Linked DNA regions of Homo sapiens: region 1 is linked to region 2. The links are chromatin loops, found by intact Hi-C in ENCODE. Cell type or tissue: PC-9. All regions are shown on one strand. Each heading gives the region's core, and the rest is flanking DNA. Links, peaks and the distances in the headings are about the cores only.

The links. Hi-C counts contacts between places; a loop is a spot of excess contacts. Peaks named below come from ENCODE experiments on the same cell type or tissue, not always from the same donor. Only the 100,000 strongest peaks of a DNase experiment are listed, where the experiment ranks them.
Region 1: it touches region 2 in a loop (7-fold over the local background); 35 of 110 quality-filtered maps call a loop at or near these places.

Annotation. Positions count from the first base shown.
Region 1 is chr14:77,062,584-77,074,098 of GRCh38, forward strand. LINC02288 (long intergenic non-protein coding RNA 2288) reads left to right here. Exons shown (of 4, transcript NR_110554.1): 3 at 3,488-3,611; 4 at 4,526-6,920. LINC02289 (long intergenic non-protein coding RNA 2289) reads right to left here. Exons shown (of 3, transcript NR_110553.1): 2 at 9,127-9,189; 3 at 6,597-8,263. Among named protein-coding and RNA genes, the nearest start is that of LINC02289, 7.8 kb to the right of the region's middle. RefSeq lists a silencer at 5,643-5,937 and an enhancer at 5,907-5,966. In PC-9, for the core only: CTCF peaks have their summits at 5,824 (motif pointing left), 6,023, 8,264 (motif pointing left), 8,463 and 2 weaker places; DNase peaks (open chromatin) are centred at 5,868, 8,268 and 9,588; H3K27ac peaks cover 1,680 bases.
Region 2 is chr14:76,940,129-76,951,643 of GRCh38, forward strand. No RefSeq gene overlaps it. Among named protein-coding and RNA genes, the nearest start is that of LINC01629, 14 kb to the right of the region's middle. RefSeq lists enhancers at 1-311, 1,918-2,027. In PC-9, for the core only: CTCF peaks have their summits at 7,033 and 7,239; DNase peaks (open chromatin) are centred at 5,383, 7,233, 7,573 and 9,933; H3K4me3 peaks cover 335 bases; H3K27ac peaks cover 5,047 bases.

The DNA of each region.
Region 1 (11,515 bases), core at 2,458-10,457, 120 kb after region 2:
ATGTGCTAGACACTGTATGAGGCCCTTTCACAGGTGTTAGCTCTCTGGTAAAGCTCCCAAGTTTGCAGATCCCTTCTCCATCACCCTGTCTACAAGTGCAGATCAATCGTTAGTTCATGCTTGGTGCATCAGGACTCAGTGGCGAGCAGGACAGACATGGTATTTTCAGGGGCAACACAGCGGGGGAAAACAAAGAGATATACATGTGCCAGATAAGGAGCTATTGGTTGTTTTTAGGGCCAACTGTGAGGGTTCCCAGTGCTTTGTATCAAGAATGACTTTCTTTTTAAGGGTCTCTTGTAGAGAGAAAGAAATAAAGACAAACCACAGTTGGCTTGCGAGACTCACATTGGCTTTGCCCACAGTTACTGGTTTTTTTTTGTTTTTTTTTTTTTGTGAGACGGAGTCTCACTCTGTCACCCAGGCTGGAGTGCAGTGGCACCATCTCGGCTCACTGCAAGCTCCGCCTCCTGGGTTCACGCCGTTCTCCTGCCTCAGCCTCCCGAGTAGCTGGGACTACAGGCACCTGCCACTACGCCCGGCTAATTTTTTGTATTTTTAGTAGAGACAGAGTTTCATCGTGGTAGCCAGGATGGTCTCGATTTCCTGACCTCGTGATCCACCCGCCTCGGCCTCCCAAAGTGCTGGGATTACAGGCGTGAGCCACTGCACCCAGCCTGCTCACAGTTACTGTTAAACACCACAGTAGAACCTGCCAGTAGCTGAGCACACGCAGGGCGCCAGCCACTAGACAGCATGGTTATCCAGCCACTAGACAGCATGGTTATCCATCTCACTTCCTCCTCTTTCCAGCTGCCCCGCCTCTCCATGGGGTTTTTCACAAGACGATCAGAGACCCAGAGACCCAAAGGAAAGGGAGACAATGGGGATTGGAGGCCACGGGCTTTAGGGGAAGGTAGGGGGCAAAAAATAGAGCATATGCAAAGCCCTGTCCTTGTTACTTCCCTCCCCAATCTCCACCACCACCCAACTGGCATATGAACTTGTTCTTCTTGTATACAGCTCTGAGCAAAGCACCATATGGCAGTTTCATCAGGCCCACGGCCTGGTTTCCATCCAGCCCACTCTAATTTCCTTCCAGTCATGGATCTGCAGAATAACCCATCCTGTGGAAGGAGCTCAGAGGAAGAAAAAGATAACAATAACAGTAAAGATATACAGAGCACAAACCACAGCGGGGAGCTGTTCCAATTATGTGTATGTTTGACGCTTGCAACAGCTCTAGGAATATCGCTGTTAGCATCCCCATTTTATAGATGACAAAACTGGGAGACAGATGTTCCGAGACATTCTCAAGGTCACATGGCTAGTGATGACAGAGCTGGGATGGGAGCCATGTTAACCGTCAGACTTTGCTGATTCGCTGAATCTTGGCTAAAAGATGTTGGCAGGAAGGGCTGAGAGCTTAGAAGAAGGGGTCCTCCCGGTCTGGCTGGGACAGGGTGATGCCAGCAAAAAGGCCCCTAAATCCACAAGCAGGGGAGGGGCGGGGTCAAGGCCCGGCTGACCTGACTCCAGCAAGCAGGGTCTGAGCTCCATAAGTGGAGGTGTCAGGGAAGCATGCAGAGGACTGGGAAGCAAGGAAGACCCCTGGAAGCAGCCCCCGCAGAGGAGGGTCAGGGAGGGCTGGGGGGCCCCCAGGAGCCCCAGGAGCTTGTCCCTCTTTGGGCTTCCTTCCGTGGCTAGGTTCTCTGCTCACCAGGAGTAAAGGGTAAGCATCCTCTCTGAGCCTGCAGAGCAGCAAGCCTGCACTGAGGCATTGTAGGAATGAGTGGCCCCTGGGATGGAAGGACCTGGGTATGGGTCTCAGCTCCATATCTTTGGGTTGTGTGGCCAAATCACACCCCATCACTCCCATGTCTGTGAGCCTCATCTATAGGGCAGTTAAGGAATGTGAATGGGCTGAAGTATCAGGAAACCAGCTGGGATCCTATCTCAGAAGAGGTGTATAGTACATGATCGTGCCCCTAGCCCCCATTCTTCCTTCTAGAACAAGGAAGGAGAAAACAAAGGCTCCCCGGGCAGTGAAGGCTGGGCCCTTGGTAGGCTTGGCAACCATGCAATCTCTAGAATGGAAGGGCTCCTCCCTCAGAGCACAGCCCTGGAGAGTCACAGCTGTTGCCCTGGGTCTGGCAGGACGAGGGAGGCAGTGCCAGGCTAGATAGAGAGTTTGAGGGACTCTAGGTTGGCAGTGGGGACTGTCATGCCCTGGCTCCTTTAGGATTCACAGGCCAGAGTGGTGGCTGTAGCCTAGTCCTCACTGCCAGAGACCCCACACCACAGTGGAGCCTGCACCAGGCACAGAGGCAGGAGGCAGAGCCATGCTTGCCCCTTTCTGCCATCCCTAGGATGCTAGAGGTAGCATCCTCCCAGCATGCTGGCAGGTGCGAGAAGGAGCTTTACTTGATGTAGCGACACCCCTGCTTCCCCCTGAGCCTTTGGGTTCCTTCCCACTTATGTCCCCTGCTGCGGGTCCACATGAGGGGCTTCTCACCCCGAGGCTGCCTCTACAGTGTCCACTGGACAACCTGGCCACCGCAGCCCCAGACTCAGATCACAAGGCCAGGATGGGCCTAGGATGCTTTGACCCTTCCAGCACAGCAGGAGCCTTTTGATGTGGGTCCAGGCAATGTCCAGCTCTCCTGCCCAGGGCTCGTTCTTGGAGAGTAAATGGGAAGGAACTTTGGAGGGAGCTGCTCTCCGTAGGAGATGATAAAAAATGGGAATTTGGGAATTTGGGGAAGGATTTGACGGATAAGGGAGTTAGGTAACAGGCAAAGAAGAAAGGAGGGAAGTTTCTTTTTCTTTTTTTATTTTTACACAATTTTTTTTTCCCTCCCTGGGGAAAAAATGTGAGCACAGAGGTAAAGAGAGAAGAAAAGTGAGCCAGGCGCGGTGGCTCACACTTGTAATCCCGGCACTTTGGGAGGCCGAGGCGGGTGGATAACTTGAGGTCAGGCGTTCAAGACCAGCCTGGCCAACATGGTGAAACCCCATCTCTACTAAAAATACAAAAATTACCCGGGTGTATTGGTGCGTGCCTGTAATCCTAGCTACTCGGGAGGCAGAGGCAGGAGAATCGCTTGAACTCGGGAGGCAGAGGTTGGAGTGAGCTATCTTGCCACTGCATTCCAGCCTGGGTGACAGGTGACAAAGCAAGAATCTGTCTCAAAAAAAAAAAAAAAGAAAGAAAGAAAGAAAGAAAAGTGAAAAATTCCTTTTATTCCATTTCCGGCCAATATCACCGTTTTCCCCAATCATCCCAGACTTCTGGGCGTTTACATGCATAATACATGTATGTACCCAGGGGGATGATGTCAAGATCTTTGTTTTGCTTTGATTTTACATGAAGGGGATCATGCTGACCACATTGCTTTGCAACTTTTCCCCCATAACTGTATATTCTGGACATTTTCTCATGTCAACAAAAATAGGACTTCCTCTTTTTTTTTTTTCTTTCTTCTAGAGATGCGGTTTCACTCTGTTGCCCAGGCTAGAGTGCACTAATACAATCATAGCTTACTGCACCCTCAACCTCCTGGGCTCAAGCAATCCTCCTGCCTCAGCCTCATGAGTAGCTGGGACTACAGGTGAGCACCACCACACCTGGCTATCCTCATTTTTTGTTTTTAACCTCTACCTAATATTCCATGCGTGCCTGTAACACAGTTGATTCAACCACGCCCCTCTCACTCCCCCTCACTCAGGGTCCCAGCTCTAGAGGACATGGGTCAAAAGGTTTTCATGGTAAATGGTGCCTCTGCACAATTCCAGGGGATGCCATCCACACCCAGAATGCAGCAGCCCTGCCTGATGAAGAGATAAGGTGGCTCCAGTTTTTACCATACAAACAATTCTGCACCGAGCATGCTCACCCATGTCTCTTTGTGCACATGTGTGAGTGGTTCTCCAGGCATTGATGATTCAGGGTGGAGCTGGAGGGCAGAAGTGCATGCTTCCGACATTTCAGGGACCTTGCCATGGTGTGGGAGGGCAGCCTGGGGTTCCTAAGCCCCTTCAGCCTCTGCTGAACCAGGTTGCCTAGCATACATCCATCATGTGGCTGCCGGCTGGGCCGCTGCTTCCAGGAAATCAATTGCAAAAACCTGCGATTGTCAGTGGCTCACACACTGGAGGCCATCCAGGGAGTAGATTAAATTGTATGAAAAAATAGTACAGGGCTCAAGACCGCTCGTAATGGAGACCCCTCGGTGACCTTTCTGCAGAAGTTAAAAGAACACAGGCAGACATACTCTCACCCTTGCTCACCAACGTGCTAGCCCGCCTGCCAGGAGCATAGCCCCTCTGCCCTTGGAGGAGCCGCGCCTCATTAGCAGGAAGTGGGAGGCCTGGTCCAGGGCCCAGTCTGCCTGTGCATGGCAAGAAGGCCAGCAGGGGCACCTGCTTCCCTGCAGGGTGGACCCAAGTTGACCATCAGGCCTTAGATGCTTAAGGTCACTGAGCCCCCCTTCTCCATGCCAGCCCTCTTCTGCTTCCCATGCAGGCACCACTGTGGACCCCTGCTCTGCACCCCCAGGAGGAGTGGGACTGCTTCAAGGGCAGCCTGGAGGAAAGAGGTGTGGTGTGAACACATACAACATGTTCCTTAACCAGGAAGGCGACTGGAGTCTTTACCTGGTTTCAAAGCAGCCAAGCCTAGAGGCCCCCACCCCTTGTTCTTTATTATGATTGCCCTTTGACCCCAACCCCCCAATTCTTTCCTCTCCAGATCCCCAGCCATGCATACTCCAACTTGGTTCTGCAAAGAATACCCAGCCACAGCTGTGAACTTGGGGAAACACATTTTTTCTTTTTCTTTTCTTTTCTTTTTTTTTTTTTTTTGAGAGGGAGTCTCACTCTGTTGCCCAGGCTGAGGTACAGTGGCGTGATCTTGACTCACTGCAACCTCCACCTCCCAGGTTCAAGCAATTCTTCTGCCTAAGCCTCCTGAGTAGCTAGGACTACAGGCATGTGCCACCACCCCCAGCTAATTTTTGTATTTTTAGTAGAGATGGGGTTTCACCATGCTGGCCAGGCTGGGCTTGAACTCCTGGCCTCAAGCAGTCCTCTCACCTTGCCTCCCAAGGTGCTAGGATTATAGGCTTGAGCCACCATGCATGTGCACGGCCAGCACATTCATTTTCTATACATAACTGTCTCCCAGCTCTTCAGGCCAACTTACCTGATAATGATAAAAATAACTAAGCTGCCATGGATTGGGCAGTGTGCCAAGTGCTCCATGTATATTACCTTACTTAGTTTTCACAAACTCTATGAGGTAGGTACCACTATTATTTACAGGTGAGGAAATGGAGGCTCAGAGAGGTTAAGTGAATTGATCCAGGCCACACAGCTGGTAAGCGCCAGAGCCACTAGTGGACGCCAGGTCCAGCCAGCCCCCAGAGCCCATGTGCTGAGCCACTGTGCTATACTGACTCCCACTTAATTCTCTCTTCTGGGTTGTCCCAAAGACCAAGTTCGGCTGGCCAATTTTCCAGGACCATCTCTCATGGCACCTGGAGGCTTGTAGGTTCCTGGAGGACTCTCACACCTCCTTCCCACCCTTCTCCAGATTCTCCAACTCCCTCTTGAGCAGACCCGGCCCCACTCTGGGGCACCCTGCCTTCCTGGGACCTGTCGTAACAGTCACCCACTCTGCCAGGGCCTGGCTGACCCAGGCTGGGGACCGTGGGACCCCTCTGGGCAGTGCCCCCCTACCTGGGCCCAGGTGGGTATGGATTTCTTTCTTCTGGGCCATTGCACCCGCCAGAAGGTGCGGTGGGAGAGGCAGGCCCACATTTCAGAGGGCCTTGCTGCCCCCATGTGGCATGAGGCTGTAGCGGCTGCAGCCTCCTCTTCCCTCCCTCCTGCCACTGCTCCCGAAGCCAAGGCTTTTGCAGGGTTGAAAAGGAAGAGAAAGAGGAGAAGCAGGAATGTGAGAGAAATGAGGCAGAGGGATGGGCTAGGGAAGAGAGAAGCCCTTCTGCGTTACCTGGAAATGCAGCAACAATAATAACAAAGCCAATGTTAGGAATGTTTAAAGGCAGCTGCCACATAGCACTTTTTATAGCTTGTAGACTCTCTCATTTAATCCTGGCACTTACATCAATCTGATTAGTAGCTATTATTAGTTTTATAGGTGATGATCCAAGGCGCAATTATTTGTTCCCCAGCTAGTAGGTGACAGAGCCCAGATTGAATCTGACTCCAGAACCCTAACCACGATATTCCCCTGTCTAGAAGGAGCCAGTTCTCTCCTGCAACCCCCACTGCTCAGCCTCTAGGAGTTCCAGCCACCAGCCACCTGCACCCTCCCTTCCATGTGGCTTTGCCCTCTGTTCTTCTCCTCTCCACTCTCTCTCCAAGGTCCAAGTGGTCAAGGTCATCCCAAGGGTCTGCTGGGACCGTGTGTCCTTATTCTGTGCCTTGCTGGTCGCCAACCTTCCCCATCTGCCAAGGACTGATGTCCAGCCCAGGCCCAGGTGCAGGTGCCCAGGTCATTTTTGCCACTGAGTAAAGGGAGACAGAATGACAGGGTAAATTACCAACCACCAGAACACCATGGAGCCAATAGCATCAATGCAAGTGAAGTATATTTATCTGTTGGCCTGAAAACATGTCCTAGTATATTGTCCCATTAAGCAAAAAGCAGGTTATAAAGCTGTGTACATTAAGAAACATTTTATAAGTGAAACAAAAGTATTCTCCGTTTCTATGCAGAGAAAAAGGATATTTGCCAAGATGTTAACAGATTATTTTTGCTGTCTTCTCTTGGCTTATTTTTGTTTTCTCTTTTTCAATGAACACCAATTAGTCACATGATTTTAAAAAGCAATAAAAATAAACCAATCCCAGACGGATTGTACTTCTTCCTGTCCTCATTTCTACCCCGAGTCTCCAAAAAAAAAAAAAAAAAAAAAGAAGAAAGAAAAAAAAATCACAGTGCCACATGCCCAGACCTTCCCTTCTCCCTCCTATCATTTCAATAACTCAGCTGGGTAGGGAGCGTCTCTACCTACCCCAGGAAGCCTTCTGAACTTGACTGACAGGAGAAGCCCATGCCCCAGGGGCATTTTCTCACTGACCATGCCAGGGCCCTGGAGGACAAGCCAGAGCTGTCCATGGCATTGCTCCTGCAGGTGATGCTGCCTTCTGAGGGCAAAGCGCTCTGGGACGGGTCGGCCCCGCTCACGTGGGTGTGCAGCCCCAGGGCAGTGGAACAGTGCAGAATCCTCGCTCCACTGCTGAGGTTACTATGGGCAACATCTTGGCAAAATGAAGAGTGAGGGGGAAGAAATCACAGAAGCTCCTGATCATCCATGAAAGAAAAAGCAGTGCCTCAGGACTGGGCTATGCCAGTGCCTTCCAGAAGGCTTTGAAGAAACTGGGAAGGAGATGGGGACTGGCACTTCCTGGGCATCTACTATGTACGTGCCCTCACAGACGTGATCTCACCCCTCATTACACACCTCCCATGGTACGGATGATGCCACTGAGGCACAGGAGGCACACATCCACACCAGACCATAGGTGCCTTGGCTTCTAGTGTCTCTGCTGCTTAACGTGGTGTCCTGGAAACGTCTCTGGATAGAAACACTGGTATCTTCTGGAAGCGTCTTCTCCTCCCCGTGCGGTACATTGCTCAGACTCCATAGAAGGCCAGCTCTCCTAGAGCCACAGAAACTCCTCCATTCTGGAGCAGGAGCTAGGCACATTCCCAGAAGGGGGCTGCCCCTCCTGAGCCCTTGCTAGTTTAATGATATAAGTTGTTGCTAACTTCATCCTATCTGCCTTTAAAATAGCAGCCATCAGAAAGGCAGCCCAGAGAGCTGGCCTGCAACCCAGCAGAGCCTAAAGGGGGCCTGTAATGTCACGCCGACCCCATCTTCAAATCACACTCCCTGTGGTGGCCATCCCTAGAGACCTACAAACAAAAGCTCCTGTTCTTGGCAAGCCTCTTACAAGCAGGACAGATGCAGGAATTGGGAGTCAGAAGACCACGGTGTTCTTCCAGCTCTGAGCCCAACCATCTGGGTCACCTTAGCTGAGCTGCTCCTTCATGTCCCCAACCCTTCTGTTCATACAGCATGATGGTGTAGAAAGGGGTCCAAAGGGTGTTGCTGAAGAATGCTCAGCCCCCTGGCGCTGTGTCTGTACTAAATAAAAGTCTGGTAACAGATTCCAAGTCCCTGAGTATCCTGGTTTGGCTGTACTCAGTCGAAGCGTGATTGATAGTGACATCCTGTGGACACAATAGGTAACTGCATCAGCTTGGACAGAAGCCAGAGGATGACATCCAGCTTCCCTCATTACATGGAGAGGAGCTGATTGCAATTAATCACACTCATCATCTTACACAGGGAGCTGTCTTAGAGCTGGGAAAAAAAATTAGAAAAACAACCTTCAAGGCCAGGCGCGGTGGCTCACGCCTGTAATCCCAGCACTTTGGGAGGCCGAAACGGGTGGATCACGAGGTCAGGAGTTCGAGACCAGCCTGGCCAACATAGTGAAACCCTGTCTCTATAAAAATACAAAAAATTAGCAGGCATGGTAGCGGGCACCTGTAATCCCAGCTACTAGGGAGGTTGAGGAAGGAGAATCGCTTGAACCCGGGAGGCGGAGGTTGCAGTGAGCTGAGATCATGCTACTGCACTCCAGCCTGGGCAACAGTGCAAGACTCTGTCTCAAAAAAAAAAAAAAAAAAAAAACCGTCAAGCCACAGATTTCTCTGCCATCATCCTCCAAGTTACATCTATTTCGTTTAAATTTGTCTGTCTTCAAATACTGGCCTGATACAAGAGTCTAGTGACCATGGAGGGAAAGTAATGTCAATAGCAATGTTAAAAGCAGAAAGATGTAATGGGCAGTTTACTCTTGCCATGAATTTCACATGCATTATCTCATTTAATCTTCCCCCAAACCCAAGGAGGTACATGTTCTTATCCCCAATTTTCAGATGAAGAACCTGAGATGCGGTGCACAAGGAAAAGCTATGTTTCAAACCTGGACAATCTGTCACCCGCCTGTCTTAGTCCATTTCGTGTTGCCATAACAGGATACCTGAGACGGGGTAATTTATAAAGAAGAGAGGTTTATTCAGCTTACAGATCTGTTGGCTGGGAGAATCAAGAAGCATGGCCTCAGCATCTGCTCAGCCTCTGGTGAGGGCTGCGACATACAGAAGGTCAAAGGGAGAGTGAACACTTGCAAAGAAGGGAAAACCCAAGGGGCATCCTGGCTTTATAACAACCCACTGTCTTGGGAACAAATCCATTCCTACAAGAATCCAGTCTTGCCAGGGTGAAAACTCACTCTCCACTGTGAGGATGGCACTAAGCCCTTCATGAGAGATCTGCCCCCATGACCCAGACACCTCCCACTAGGCCCCACCTCCCACCACCACCACACCGAGGGTCAAATTTCAACATGAGTTTAGGTTGACGCAACCATATCCAAACCACAGTAGACTCCATTCCCTTTAATCACCACTTTATGCACCTTCACTGCCTCTTGTGTCTACCTGGCCCACCCCATGCCATGGTAATCCCTCCTTCCTAGAACACTGGAGAAAATTCCACTTCCTGGGATACTGGCTTGAATTCTCCAGACTGAGTACCTCTGAGTCACCTTCTGTGGCAGCAAGGAGGAGGTGGATAGGAGGAGCTTTAGGGTTAGACAGGCCTGGGTTGGAATCCCAGCTCTGTGCCTCGCTGTCACTAGCTGTGTGTCCTGGGGCTTGTTCTTGAACTTCACTTTCCTAGATTGCCAAGTGTGGCCCATGATCCCTTGCCTTGAGAGGGTGTTGTGAAGATTAGAGAAATCACTTGCTGCTGAGTAGATGCTCAAGAAGTGAAGGCTGTTCTCGTTGGCAAGATGTGCAATTTGACCTTGGGAGGAGCCAGCCTGGAGATTTCAGCAGGTGTCAAATTCTTATCTAACCTGTTTAGAAAACACCACTACTAAGAAGGGCTAGAGGCGGGCGGATCACCTGAAGTCGAGAGTTCAAGACCAGCCTTTCCAACATGGAGAAACCCTGTCTCTACTTAAAATACAAAATTAGCAGGGCATGGTTTTGCATGCCTGTAATCCCAGCTACTCAGGAGGCTGAGGCAGGAGAATCGCTAGAACCCAGGAGGCAGAGGTTGTGGTGAGCCGAGATCGCGCCATTGCACTCCAGCCTGGGCAACAAGAGCAAAACTCCATCTCAAAAAAAGAAGGGCTGGGATTCAGATGGAGGAGAAGGCCAGCCTTCTTGCCCTGAGGCTTATGATGTTTCAGAGGGGGCTTGCTGATCTATCAGGGTTCAAAGGATCTCCAAAGGGAGTTATTTAGCTAAGATGGCAGAGCAGAAACAAGATTCCAAGACTTTGTACCCTGCCTTTCCATAGAGAAATTATTATTCAAAGAGTAGTATCCCAGCAGGATTCAAGTTCATGCCTCCAGGTATCTTTAGAGACCCTGGTACCATGAGCCAGCCTCTGTGTAGTTCAGGAAGCGCAAATTCAAGACTAGAAGTGGGGTGTCTGGATTCTAGTTCCAGCTCTACCTCCCACTGTTCTTGCAGACTCTTGAACTTGGTCCTCTTCTTGTCTCTTCAAGGTCATACCACTGAATGCTTCTCCTCTTCAGTGCCTCAGTGATGTCTCTCTTTTCCCTTCCCTGCAAAGCAGTGCTGTCCTTCTTGCCCATAGTGCTCTACTAGCAGAGACCATAATGACCACTGGTTAAGTGATTAAGAACAGGGCTGTTCATTTCTTTTTTTTCTTTTTTTGAGATGGAATTTCACTCTTGTTGCCCAGGCTGGAGTGCAATGGTGTAATCTTGGCTTACCACAACCTCCGCCTCTCAGGTTCAAGTGATTCTCCTGCCTCAGCCTCCCAAGTAGCTGGGATTACAGGCATGCACCACCACACCCAGCTAATTTTGTATTTTTTTTTTTTTTAGTAGAGACGGGGTTTCTCCATGTTGGTCAGACTGGTCTCAAATTCTTGACCTCAGGTGATCCACCTGCCTCGGCCTCCCAAAAGACTGTTCATTTCTATAGCCCCAGTCTCTAATATGGCATCTGACACATGGAAAGTGCTCACTGGTGAAAGAGTAAGTGGGACAACTCACTATAAATGGCTGTGGGGCCCATTGCTGGAAATATCCCCAGAGAGAATAGCACTGGGGCCCCTAACCATTCCAAGTAATGTTTAAGAATTATAATATGGAACTCTTTCTGTTCCAAGTTACACTGAGGCCCCAATATGACAGATATCAGTATTAGTTATCTATTGCTACATAACAGATTACCTCAAAATTTAGTAGCTTAAAACAATAATAAACATTTATTATCTCAGTTTCTCTTGATGAGGAATTGGGGAGTGGCTTAGCTGGTGTTCTGGCTTAGGGTTTGTCATGAGGTTACAGTCAAAATGTCAAGTAGGGATGCAGTCATTTGAAGGCTTGACTGGGGCCGTATGATCTGCATCTAAGATGGCACGCTCACATG
Region 2 (11,515 bases), core at 2,390-10,389:
TCAATCCCCTCTGCCTCCCCTCATGTGGAATTTCTGGGAAAGAACCAAGACTCCAAAGCAAGATAAATAGAAGTGAAGGGGGCTTGGGAGGAGCATTCCAGGGCTAAAAATAACAGGGTCAGCTGGCTGGAAGAGCAAATGGCCCCTAGCCCCTCCCCATCTCCCCCAGGGCCGGCTCCCATCCAGCCCCCCTCCTCTCTCAACTGGGCTCCCAACCTGGGAAGTCTGGAATACCAGTCTCCTATCACCATGCCCATGATCCCCTTTCCAGATCCCTCCCCAGCTGCGGGGCCACAGTCAGGGGAGGTAGGGAGCCCACCCCACCTAGGACCTCCCCTTCCACAGCACCCACTGGAAAGCGTGGGCAGCTACAGTGGGCCCACAGCCTGGCAGCTACGCTTCTCGCCTGCCTTCTCTATCATTTATTTATGTTAACAAAATACAAGTTTGGGCCGCGTGCAGTGGCTCATGCCTGCAATCCCAACACTTTGGGAAGCCAAGACAGGACTGCTTGAGCCCAGGAGTTTGAGACCAGCCTAGGCAACATAGCAAGACCCTGGCTCTACAAAAAATAAAAATAGAAATGATGAGTTAGCAATGTGTGGTGGCGCACCCCTGTGGTCCCAGCTACTTGGGAAGCTGAGGTGAGAGGATCACCTGGGCCCAGGAGATCGAGGCTGCAGTGAGCTATGGTTGCACCACTGCACTCCAGCCTGGGTGACAAAGTGAGACCCCTGTCTCTAAAAAACAAACAAAAAAACAGCCGGGCCTGGTGGCTCACGCCTGTAATTCCAGCACTTTGGGAGGCTGAGGCGGGCAGATCACTTGAGGTCAGGAGTTCAAGACCAGCCTGGCCAACATGGTGAAACCCCATCTTTACTAAACACACACACACACACACACACACACACACACACACACACACACACACACACACACACAATTAGCCGGGCGTGGTGGCGGGCGCCTGTAATCCCAGCTACTCTAGAGGCTGAGGTGGGAGAATTGCTTGAACCCAGGAGGCAGAGGTTGCGGTGAGCCACTGCACTCCAGCCTGGGTGACAGAGTAAGACTCTGTCTCAATTAAAAAAAAAAAAAAGCAAAAAGCAATACAGGCTTGTAATCTTGTCAGCAAAGGCAGGGATATTTCAGAACCAGAAGGATCTCGTTCTCCCTACAAGAGCATCCCCACCACTGGTAAGCAATTCCACTTCTACAGACGGTAACAGAGGGGAGAGTATGGAGAAAAAAGAAAATTCTAGGAGAAAACTCATCCAGCACCTACGGTGTGCCAGAACTGTGCTAGGCTTGTCTTGTCCATCGTTTCACTCCATTCTCACAGAACGTAGATATTGTTCTATCCCCATTTTCCAGATATGAAAACTTAGACTCAGAAATGCAAAGAAAGAACCAAAATCATCAGAGGTAGCCTAGATAGGAGTGGTGCTGCCATGCCCCAGGGCTACCTCCCAAAGGGGCCAGCTTCTTCCCACGATCGATCGGCGCTGGATGCCATCTCTCTTCCCTCCAGCTGCTCCCAGGGATCCATGATAGCAGCTGAGACCAGCCCTGGAGCAAAGCAATCAGGCCTGCCAGAGTTCAGGGTCTTCTGGAAGTGTTAGCCCCTCCCCTCACCCGCAGCTGGGACCAAGTGGCTTGTGTCACCGCCTATGCAAGGCCCCTTTCCCCAAGGACACCAGAGGTGGGGTCCTTCCTATCTAGTGGCAGCTGCTGCTGTTCTGGGGAGTGCAGCTGGGATGAGGGGAGGGGGGTGTCCAGAAGGCTTGACCAGGAAAGTCCCCGTCTCACACCCATGACACCCTTGATTGTCCCTGCAGGAGTCTGACCTGTGGGCGGAGGAGTTTCAGGGAACCAAGCCTGGCTTCGGTAGTCCCACAGACATGAGGACACCCTTTCCTGAAAAGCCAGGAGGCCTTGGACAGGCCTGCACAGCATCACCCCGGCCCCCACTTCTCCACCTACGCTGGGGTTTGTTCTTCTCTTGGCCATGGGCGAGCGGGTGGGTGGGAGGAAACACTGAGATTGTTAAACCCAGAACAAGCAGGGCAGGCTTAGATGTGACTTAGCTGCTGTCCTTAGCCAGCAGAGGGGTTTTAGTGCAGGGGATAGGAGGCAGCTGTTATCCTCCTGAGATGCAGGGAAGCAAGATGAAAAGGGTGTTCACAACCACAGGAATTGAGTCTCCTGGTTGACTGGCTGCCAGGTTGGAGACACCCCAGCATCCTGTCCACCTCTGCTTGAGTACACCTACCGATGGGAGGCTCATCCCATGAGAAAGCTCTCATTACTCAAGCTCTTCCTGTTGGTGCTGAGCTGCAGTCTCTACCCCCATGCCTCTCACTGTCTGATTCTGCCCTCTGGGGCCACAAAGCTGCTCCCCTTTCTGCGGGAAGGCCTTTCAAAGGTAAAGTGCTCTCTCAGTCAACCAGCTTTCAAATGTTAGAATTGGGGACAGTCACAGAAAGAATGAGATGATTCAAAACCATGCTGAATGGTTGATGATCACTGCTGCCCAAGCTCTGCTCCTGTGACACTGTGCCTCAAAGACACCTACGGTTAGGGCGCGATTCACACGGGGCTCTTTATTTAGCAGGAGTGGAAGCTTTTATTTCCCAATCTATAAGACTCTCAGGAAAGTTCTCACAGGCCCAACAAACATCGGGTCTTCTTTGACAGCAGCTGGACATTGCATTGTTTACCAGGTTTGCTGGGTTTCTCCAGCCAGAAACCCAGAAGTCCTGGAGACTCATCCTCTTCCCTCCCCAGCTCCAACCCACCCCCACCTCCATGCAGGTCTCGTTTCTACCCACTTTTCTCCACCCTTATGGCCACCATCCTAACCTGTCTAAACCTCCCCTCCCTCCCACCTTCCAACTGCTCTGTACTTCCAGAGATGTATCCTGCTTCCCACCCCATCCCCAATCCACCCAATACTGGCTCCTAGAAGCCAGGGCATGGTCCGATTATGTAATTCTCCTAGGCAACCCTTACAATGATTGTCCAGTGCACTTTGAGTAAAACCCAAACTCCTCGCCAGGGGCTATATGGGTCTTCCACGCTGGACTCTGCCCGTTTTCCTGACCTCTGGCCTTCCAGGAACATCCCAAGCTGTTTCCTGCCACAGGGCCTTTGCACTTTCTGGCCCCACTCCCTGGAACATCATCCCATTAGCTCTTCCCATGTTTGGTTCCTTCTCAACCTTCAGGGCTCAGCTAGAATGTCACCTTCTCAGAAAGACCTCCCCTGGCTGCCCTATCTCAATTAGATGGCCTTTTTAACTCTCTGTTACAGGCCTTTTTTCATATGTATGTATCACTTACAACATATTGTCTGTCTACCACACTAAAACGGTAGCTGCAGGAGAACAGGGACCCTGGCTGTCTTGCCCACTGCTGTCTTTGCTGCATCCCACAGAGGGTCTGGCACTTATAGGGACACAAGTAATATCTGTGGGTGATAAATAACAGCTTTGCCCTTGTCTAGTCTACAGGGGTATTTGTTTTTTGTTATTCATTTTTTAATTTTTATTTTTTTGAGACAGAGTCTCACTCAGTCACCCAGGCTGGAGTACAATGGCTTGATCTCAGCTTACTGCGACTTCCACCTCCAGGGTTCAAGCAATTCTTGTGCTTCAGCCTCCAGAGTAGCTGGAATTACAGGTGCACGCCACCACACCCAGCCAATTTTTGTATTTTTAATAGAGACAGGAGTTTCACCATGTTGTCCAGGCTGGTCTTGAACTCTTGACATCAAGTGATCTGCCCACCTGGGCCTCCCAAAGTACTGGGATTACAGGTGTGAGCCACTGCACCCGGCCCCTACAGGGGTATTTGGAATCCAGTCCTCCTTGGAAACAGAAAGATGGACATGAAAACTGCCTAAGGGCCTCCTGAACCCAATCAGAGGAGGAGTGCATGTAAGAAAAACTGGCCACTTCTCCTAGTTTGCCCATTCACTCATTCACTTGTTAATTCCTCTATCAAAAACTGAGCCTTTTGGGCTGGGCACGGTGGTTCACGCCTGTAATTCCAGCACTTTGGGAGGCCGAGGCAGGTGGATCACTTGAGGTCAGGAGTTTGAGACCAGCCTGACCAACATGGTGAAACCCCATCTCTACTAAAAATACAAAAATTAGTTGGGTGTGGTGGCACGCTCCTGTAGTCCCAGCCACTCGAGAGGCTGAGCCAGGAGAAATTGTTTGAACCTGGGAGGCAGAGATTGTAATGAGCCAAGATCGCACCACTGCACTCCAGCCTGGGTGACAGAGCTAGACTCCATCTCAAAAACAAAACAAAACAAAAAACACAAAACTGAGTCCTCCTGATTGCCAGAAACTTTTCTAGGGACTAAAACCTTAAAGGTGAGCGATAAACATTTCATCATAAACAAGTAAACAACAAAACAATTACAGATGGTGGTAAGTAAGGGTCCTGCAAACACTAAAACTGGTCTCGGGAGAGGAGTTTGGGTGAGGAAGTCTGTTACAAAGGGCATCAGGTAAAGTCTGAGGATTACGGACACAGGGCAGGCCTGGATGTGCACAGCCCGCCCCCTCGCCCCTGCCCCCAGCCCCCATTTCATCACCAAGTAGCAGGCATGTTATAGGTTGGAAGATAAGAGTAGATGGCAGGATTCCGATAAAGTGTACATTCGGCCAGCTAGTCCCCCATAAAAATGACACAGGTAGTGGTGTCCCTGTAAAGCTCTGTGTCCACTGAGCCGTGCTGTCACTTCACAGCCTTGCAGGAAAGCTGCAGAGATTTCTTCTGTAGAGCACGAGGTCAACACTAACTGGTTCTCTGGGTTAAATACCTATCTGCTGTATCTGCTTACTTAGAACAAGGGGCACCTGCAACCCACACACTCACAGGTAGACAGATGTGCTTTATGGTGCAGGAGAAAGGACTCCACCCTCACATGGCTTGTGAAAGAAACTCTACAGTGAGTAAAAGCCAAATAGAACTGCAATCAATTTGTGAAAGCCACCTGGGTGCAGCGGCTCATGCCTGTAATCCCAGCACTTTGGGAGGCCGAGGCAGGTGGATCACCTGAGGTCGGGAGTTCGAGACCAGCCTAGCCAATATAGTGAAACCCCGTCTCTACTAAAAATATAAAAATTAGCTGGGTGTGGTGGTGGGTGCCTGTAATTCCAGCTACTCGGGAGGCTGAGGCAGGAGGATCGCTTGAACCCAAGAGGCAGAGGTTGCAGTGAGCCAAGATCACGCCACTGCACTCCAGCCTGGGCGACAGAGCAAGACTCCATCTCAAAAACAAACAAAAAAATTGTGAAAGCCAATTTGAATGCTAAGACGACCAAAAAACCAAAATGACACATTTAAGGGACAAAGTTCAATCAGAGTATGTGTCAGCATGTGAGAGGTTGGTGTGACTTTACCTCGTTCCCAGCAGTCTTGGGTGGTGCCTCTAGGGAGATGGTATATAAATATCTAGAGAGAGTGCATTTCTATCTCTTGTTGGTTTCACACACTTTCTTTCTTTTTAAAAAAATATTTTCTTTTGGGCCGGGCGTGGTGGCTCACGCCTGTAATCCCAGCACTTTGGGAGGCCGAGGTGGGCAGATCACGAGGTCAGGAGATCGAGACCATCCTGGCTAACACAGTGAAACCCTGTCTCTACTAAAAATACATAAAATTAGCTGGGCATGGTGGTGGGCGCCTGTAGTCCCAGCTACTCGGGAGGCTGAGACAGGAGAATGGTGTGAACCCGGGAGGCGGAGCTTGCAGTGAGCTGAGGTCGCGCCACTGCACTCCAGCCTGGGCAAAAGAGCGAGACTCCATCTCAAAAAATATATATATTTTTTATTTTAAGTTCTGGGATACATGTGCAGGACATGCAGGTTTGTTACATAGGTAAACGTGTGCCATGGTGGTTTGCTGCCCCTATCAATCCATCACCTAGGTATTAAGCCCCGCATGCATTAGCTCTTTATCCTGATGCTCTCCCTCCCCACACCCACCCTGTTTCAGACACTTTTTTTTTTTGGAATCGGGGTCTTCCTTGTTGCCCAGGCTGGAGTGCAGAGGCACAATCATGACTCACTGCAGCCTTGAACTCCTGGGCTCAAGGGATCCTGCCACCTCAGCCTCCCAAAGTGTTGAGATTACAGGTATGAGCCACCGCACCCAGCGCTGTTTCACACACTTTTTTTTTTTTTTTTTGAGACGGAGTTTTGCTCTTGTTGCCCAGGCTGGAGTGCAATGGCATGACCTCAGCTCACTGCGAATTCTGCCTCCTGGGTTCAAGCGATTCTCCTGCCTCAGCCTCCAGAGTAGCTGGGATTACAGGCAGGCTCCACCACACCCAGCTAATTTTGTATTTTTAATAGACATGGGGTTTCTCCATGTTGGTCAGGCTGCTCTTGAACTCCTGACCTCAGGTGATCCGCCCGCCTCGGCCTCCCAAAGTGCTGGGATTACAGGCGTGAGCCACCACGCCCGGCCTCACACACTTTTTTATCTCTCCTCATTTCACGTATTCATTCACCAAACCTGGGCATCCCCACCCTGATCCAAGTCCTTGCAGTCTCTGGGGTGGGGGAGAATTGGGAGGAGTGGAACAGAAAAGAATGGGACAAGGGGGTCCTCTCTTCAGACAGTTCACCGACCGGCCCCAACCCCTATTTTCTGTCTGGGGAACACAGGCTCCACCTGCCTGCTGCCCAAGCCAAAGCCCTGGCATCCCTTCTTCCAACCAAGCACCAGGCCTGGTCATGTGTACCTCTTAAATCACTCTGATCTGAAATCACTCACCTCCTACCGTTGCCCTAGGTCAAGCCACAGAAGCCTGGCCTAGCCTCTCGGGGTACACATCCCACCCATCCTCCAGGAGTCCTCCGTAGGCACAGCCATCTTTAACAAACACACACTGGCCTTGCCATGTCCCACTGAAAAAGCCCGTAGGCCTTGGAGAGCCTGTCGTGCCCCTGCAAGGCAGCCCCTCTTTCCACACTGGACCAGGTGAAGTATGTGCTTCTAGGAGGCACCAACGGGTACTTCCCAGGTGCTCGTCTCCCCACGCAGGGGGCAGCATGGTGTCTAGAACACGGTGGCACTGGCTGGTGACACCTGGGCCAAGGCAACCCGTGGGATTTTTCTTCCCTACCGCGCTGAGTAACCATGTGGTGGCAGGCGAGGCCCCGCCGGGACTAAAGAGCCGGCAAGCGCGGGGCCCAGGCAGCAGCTGGTGTCGCCAAGGAAACCGCTCGCAGCGCCTCCCGGGGCCGGCCTTTTCACTTGGCCTTTTTGGCAGGCTTCCTCAGCCACCCTGAAACCCATTCATCCGGGTGCGCCGGGCCCTCGCCCCTGCCCCCACCCTGCCCTTCTGCCTCACTGGCCAGCTCTTCCCCCTCCCCCTCCCCCTCCCCTTCCTCTCCTCTCCTCTCTTCCCCGCTGCCCTCCCTGCTGCAGCCTTTGCCAAAGCTCAGGGAGGGGAAAGCTGGGCCAAGGAAGGACTCCGATTTTCAATTCTAAGCTGATTTCCCCTCTGCAGGCAGCAAGCCCTTTCATGCATTTTTTCCCTATTATCATAAACGCAGGAACTTGCATTAGGATGAATGAGCAGAAACTCCTGTCTTTGTCAAAGCCTTGGCAGAATGCCAGGCATAGAATGACCTAAAACACTCAGAGCTAAATGGAGCTGGAAAGGGGGTGGAGATCCCATGTCGGGTGAGAAATGGGAAGGGGGGAGTGTGGCCCTTGGCCTCTAATTATCATAATAAAGTGTTTGCCCTGTGCTCAGGCACTATGCTAAGCCCTTTGCACAGATTCTCGTTTAATCCGCACAAAATTCCTACGTCCTATTCATCCCCCCATTTTCATAGATGCCAAAACTGAAAATCAGAGGTGTCAAGGAACAGGCCCAACATCACACAGTAAATGAGTGATGGAGTGGGATTTGAACCTTTCAGACTCTGGAGCCTCAACTGATGTCAAGGTCACCTTCCCGAGCTGGTTCAGAGCTCCACAGCCAGTTCTCACCGCCTAGGCCCTCCAAATCCTTTCCCTACCCTCACCTCCCCTCACCCACAGCCTCCCTTCAACGGTGCTCCTGTAATTTCCATTTGTCAGTGTAATTTTGCAAAGCAGGCTTTTCCAAAAATCAGATATGGATAGGAGTCCCCGGGGCAGAGGGAAAGCGGGGCTCCCCAAGACCCAGCCAAGGCATCCTGTTTGTGCTGCCTGGTGGGCAGAGACCTTGATTTTAAACTTGCTTGTCACATGTCCAGCTACAGCACAGGCACTCCGGCACCGAGCCAGTGCTCAGCAATGTTGATCAGGTGCTGCCCTGAATCCACACTTCCTCTCTAGATCCATAGTCCACCCTCCTCCACCTTTTCCTTACCCTGACCTCTCAGGACTGTGCCACAGAGCGTTCTTACCCCTTGGCTTCGGGTTAGATTCAGCCAATGGAATAAGGTGGCAGGTGACTGGAGGGCAGAAGGATAAAGAGGTCGGGGTATTTACCCCACACTCACTTCCTTGCTGGGCATGGGGTGCCAGTGGCTGCTTTCCTCTGCCCATGCCTGCAGCTCTTGTCCTCTGGTCCTCTCCTGCAGCTTAGCTCAGCCACAGCTCTGGAGGGTTCCCTGGCCTCGCCCCCTCAGCCCCACCCACTACTCTGCTGTTAGCCCTGGGATGCATCTCCCTTCCTTATTGGTCTCCTTACTTCGTCTACAACTTTAGAAATAGTTCTTTACAGCCGGGCACAGTGGCTCACACCTGTAATCCCAGCACTTTGGGTGGCCGAGGTGGGAGGATCACCTGAGGTCAGGGGTTCAAGACCAGCCTGGCCAACATGGTAAAACCCCATCTCCATTAAAAAATACAAAAAAAATTAGCCGAACATGGTGGCGCGTGTCTGTGGTCCCAGCTGCTTGGGAGACTGAGGCAGGAGAATTGCTTGAACCAGGAGGCAGAGGTTACAGTGAGCCGAGATCACACCACTGCACTAATGAGACTATATCTCAAACAAACAAACAAAAATATATATATAGTTTTTTATATTCTTTTATTTTATTTTATTTTATTTTATTTTATTTTATTTTTCCATGAGACAGTCTTCCCTCTGTCCCCCAGGCTGGAGTGCACTGATATGATCTCAGCTCACTGTAACCTCCGCCTGCTGGGTTGAAGTGATTCTCCTGCTCCAGCCTCCCAAGTAGCTTGCATTACAGGTGCCCACCACCACGCCTGGCTAGTTTTTGTACTTCTTAGTGGAGACAGGGTTTCACCATGTTGGCCAGGCTGGTTTTGAACTCCTGGCCTCAAATGATCTGCCTGCCTCAGCTTCCCAAAGTGCTGGGATTACAGGCATGAGCCACCGCACCCGGCCAGTTCTTTCTGTTCTTTTTTTTTTTTTTTTTTTTTGAGACGGAGTCTCACTCTGTCGCCCAGGCTGGAGTGCAGTGGCGCAATTTGGCTCACTGCAACCTCTGCCTCCCGGGTTCAAGCAATTCTCCTGCCTCAGCCTCCCAAGTAGCTGGGACTACAGGCGTGTGCCACCACACTCGGCTAATTTTTTGTATTTTTAATAGAGACGGGGATTCACCGTGTTAGCCAGGAGGGTCTGATCTCCTGACCTCGTGATCCATCCGCCTCAGCCTCCCAAAGTGCTGAGATTGCAGGCATGAGCCACCGCACCCCACCTTCTGTTCTTATTTGAACCCTTGGTCACTCTATTTGAGTGTTCAATCTTCTGTTTCCTTCCAGTACACAGACAGTTATAAGTTCCTACTGTCTTTTTTGTAAGTGGCAGGGATATAACAGTGAAAAAAAAAAAAAAAGAAAGAAAAAGAAAAACTTGTGCCCTCAGGGAGCTGGAGAGGACTAAGACAGACATAAACAAACAAATAAGAAATATGCTAATATACTATGTCAGGAAGTATAAGTGCTATGAATGAAGGAAGAGAAAAAAGAATAGATGAATGCAATCATTTAGAGGTTATGACTAGACTTTAGAGATGATCTAATCTGAACCCCTCACTTTACAAATGAAGGCAAGGAGACCTAGAAAGGATGTTTAAGGTCACATGGTGAATTATTGGTAAAAGCTGGGCTGGTTTCCAGCTCTCCTTGGCTCGTCCGGGGCTGGAGGAATGCAGCTCAGCCCATGGAAGGGTGTGTAGGGGGCAGGTGGTGGGGGGATGCAAAAGTTCTTTCTGGTTCTCTTTCCTTTCTTTAAGGACAATCTTCCGGAAGCAACAGTGCGGGCAGCAATGGAGTTTACTGGAAGGCGCCTAGGCAGCTGGGCAGAAAGGAAGGGATCACCCAGCAGAAGCTATGGGAGCCCCTCTGTTCCTTCTGAAGGCACCTTGGCTGTTCACCAGAGCAGAGGGCACTATGGGCCCTGGTGCTGCTCAGGATGCCTGAAGGGGTGGGTGGGTGGCAAGGCCCATCCACCAGGGCACCAAAGCTGCAGAGTGGTGGGACTGGGAGGAGGGCTTGCACTGTGGGCCCGGCCTTTGGGGAAGAGTATTGTTCTGTTGCTGACGAAGCCCCAGCCCACGTGCAGGAATTGGCTGGGAGGCTGAAACTACCCTGGGTGACTGGGTCATCCGTTTCCCAAGCCCCACAATTCTTTCCATTCCACCCGGCTCACCATCTTGGCATGCCCCCAGTGCCCCACTGGGTGGAGGGAAACAGCAATACTCATTTATGGAGTCTGCAGTCTGCCAAACACAGTTCATGCGTTATCTCAATGCATGAGAATCCTTGCAACTACCCTATGAGTGCGTTGTTCTCCCCATTTCACACATGAGGAAACACGCTCGTGGAAGTTGTGTGACTTGCCCAGGGCCATAGAGCAGGAAGTGGCAGAGAGAACTTTCAAACCCAGGCTGGGCTAACAGGAAAGGTTGGGTTCTTTCCACAGCTGCCCTTCAGACTCCTTCCAGGGGGCGTCCTGGAACCAGCCAGCCCATCCTCCAGATTGGCCTAGGGTGTGGGCTGCCAGCCACACACTCCCCTCTCCCCCTACCATGCCCCCTCGTCCCCTCGGTGTTGGCTGCTCAGTGGCTCCCCATGCCCCCTGGCCCTCCGAGTCTCAGGTCCACGCCCAGCACGGTTTCTCTGCCAGGTCTGCACTAGGCTTCTGTCCCAATGGCCAGACTGAGGTTGCCATGAAAATGCCCTACCCTTGGACTCCCTCGTGGGCCCCACAAGCCACTGGAATGTCTCAGAAATCCCACCCTTCAGGCCCACATCCAAATCGCCTCTCCCAGACGGCCTCTCTCATTGCGAGCAACAGGAAAATCCTTTCAGATCGTGTCCTGATTTTCAGTTGGAAAACAGATGGCCACCATTGCAAGGCTGGCCATACACCCTCTTACTTCCTTTTTCTTTTTCATTCCATTTTCTCTCTGTGTGTCCAATATCATGCTGTGGTTGTTACAAGCACAGACATAACCTGAACTTGACTTTCGGATCTGCCCCTTCTCAGCCTTCTGACCTTGGACTCCTTACTTGGGCATTGGTGT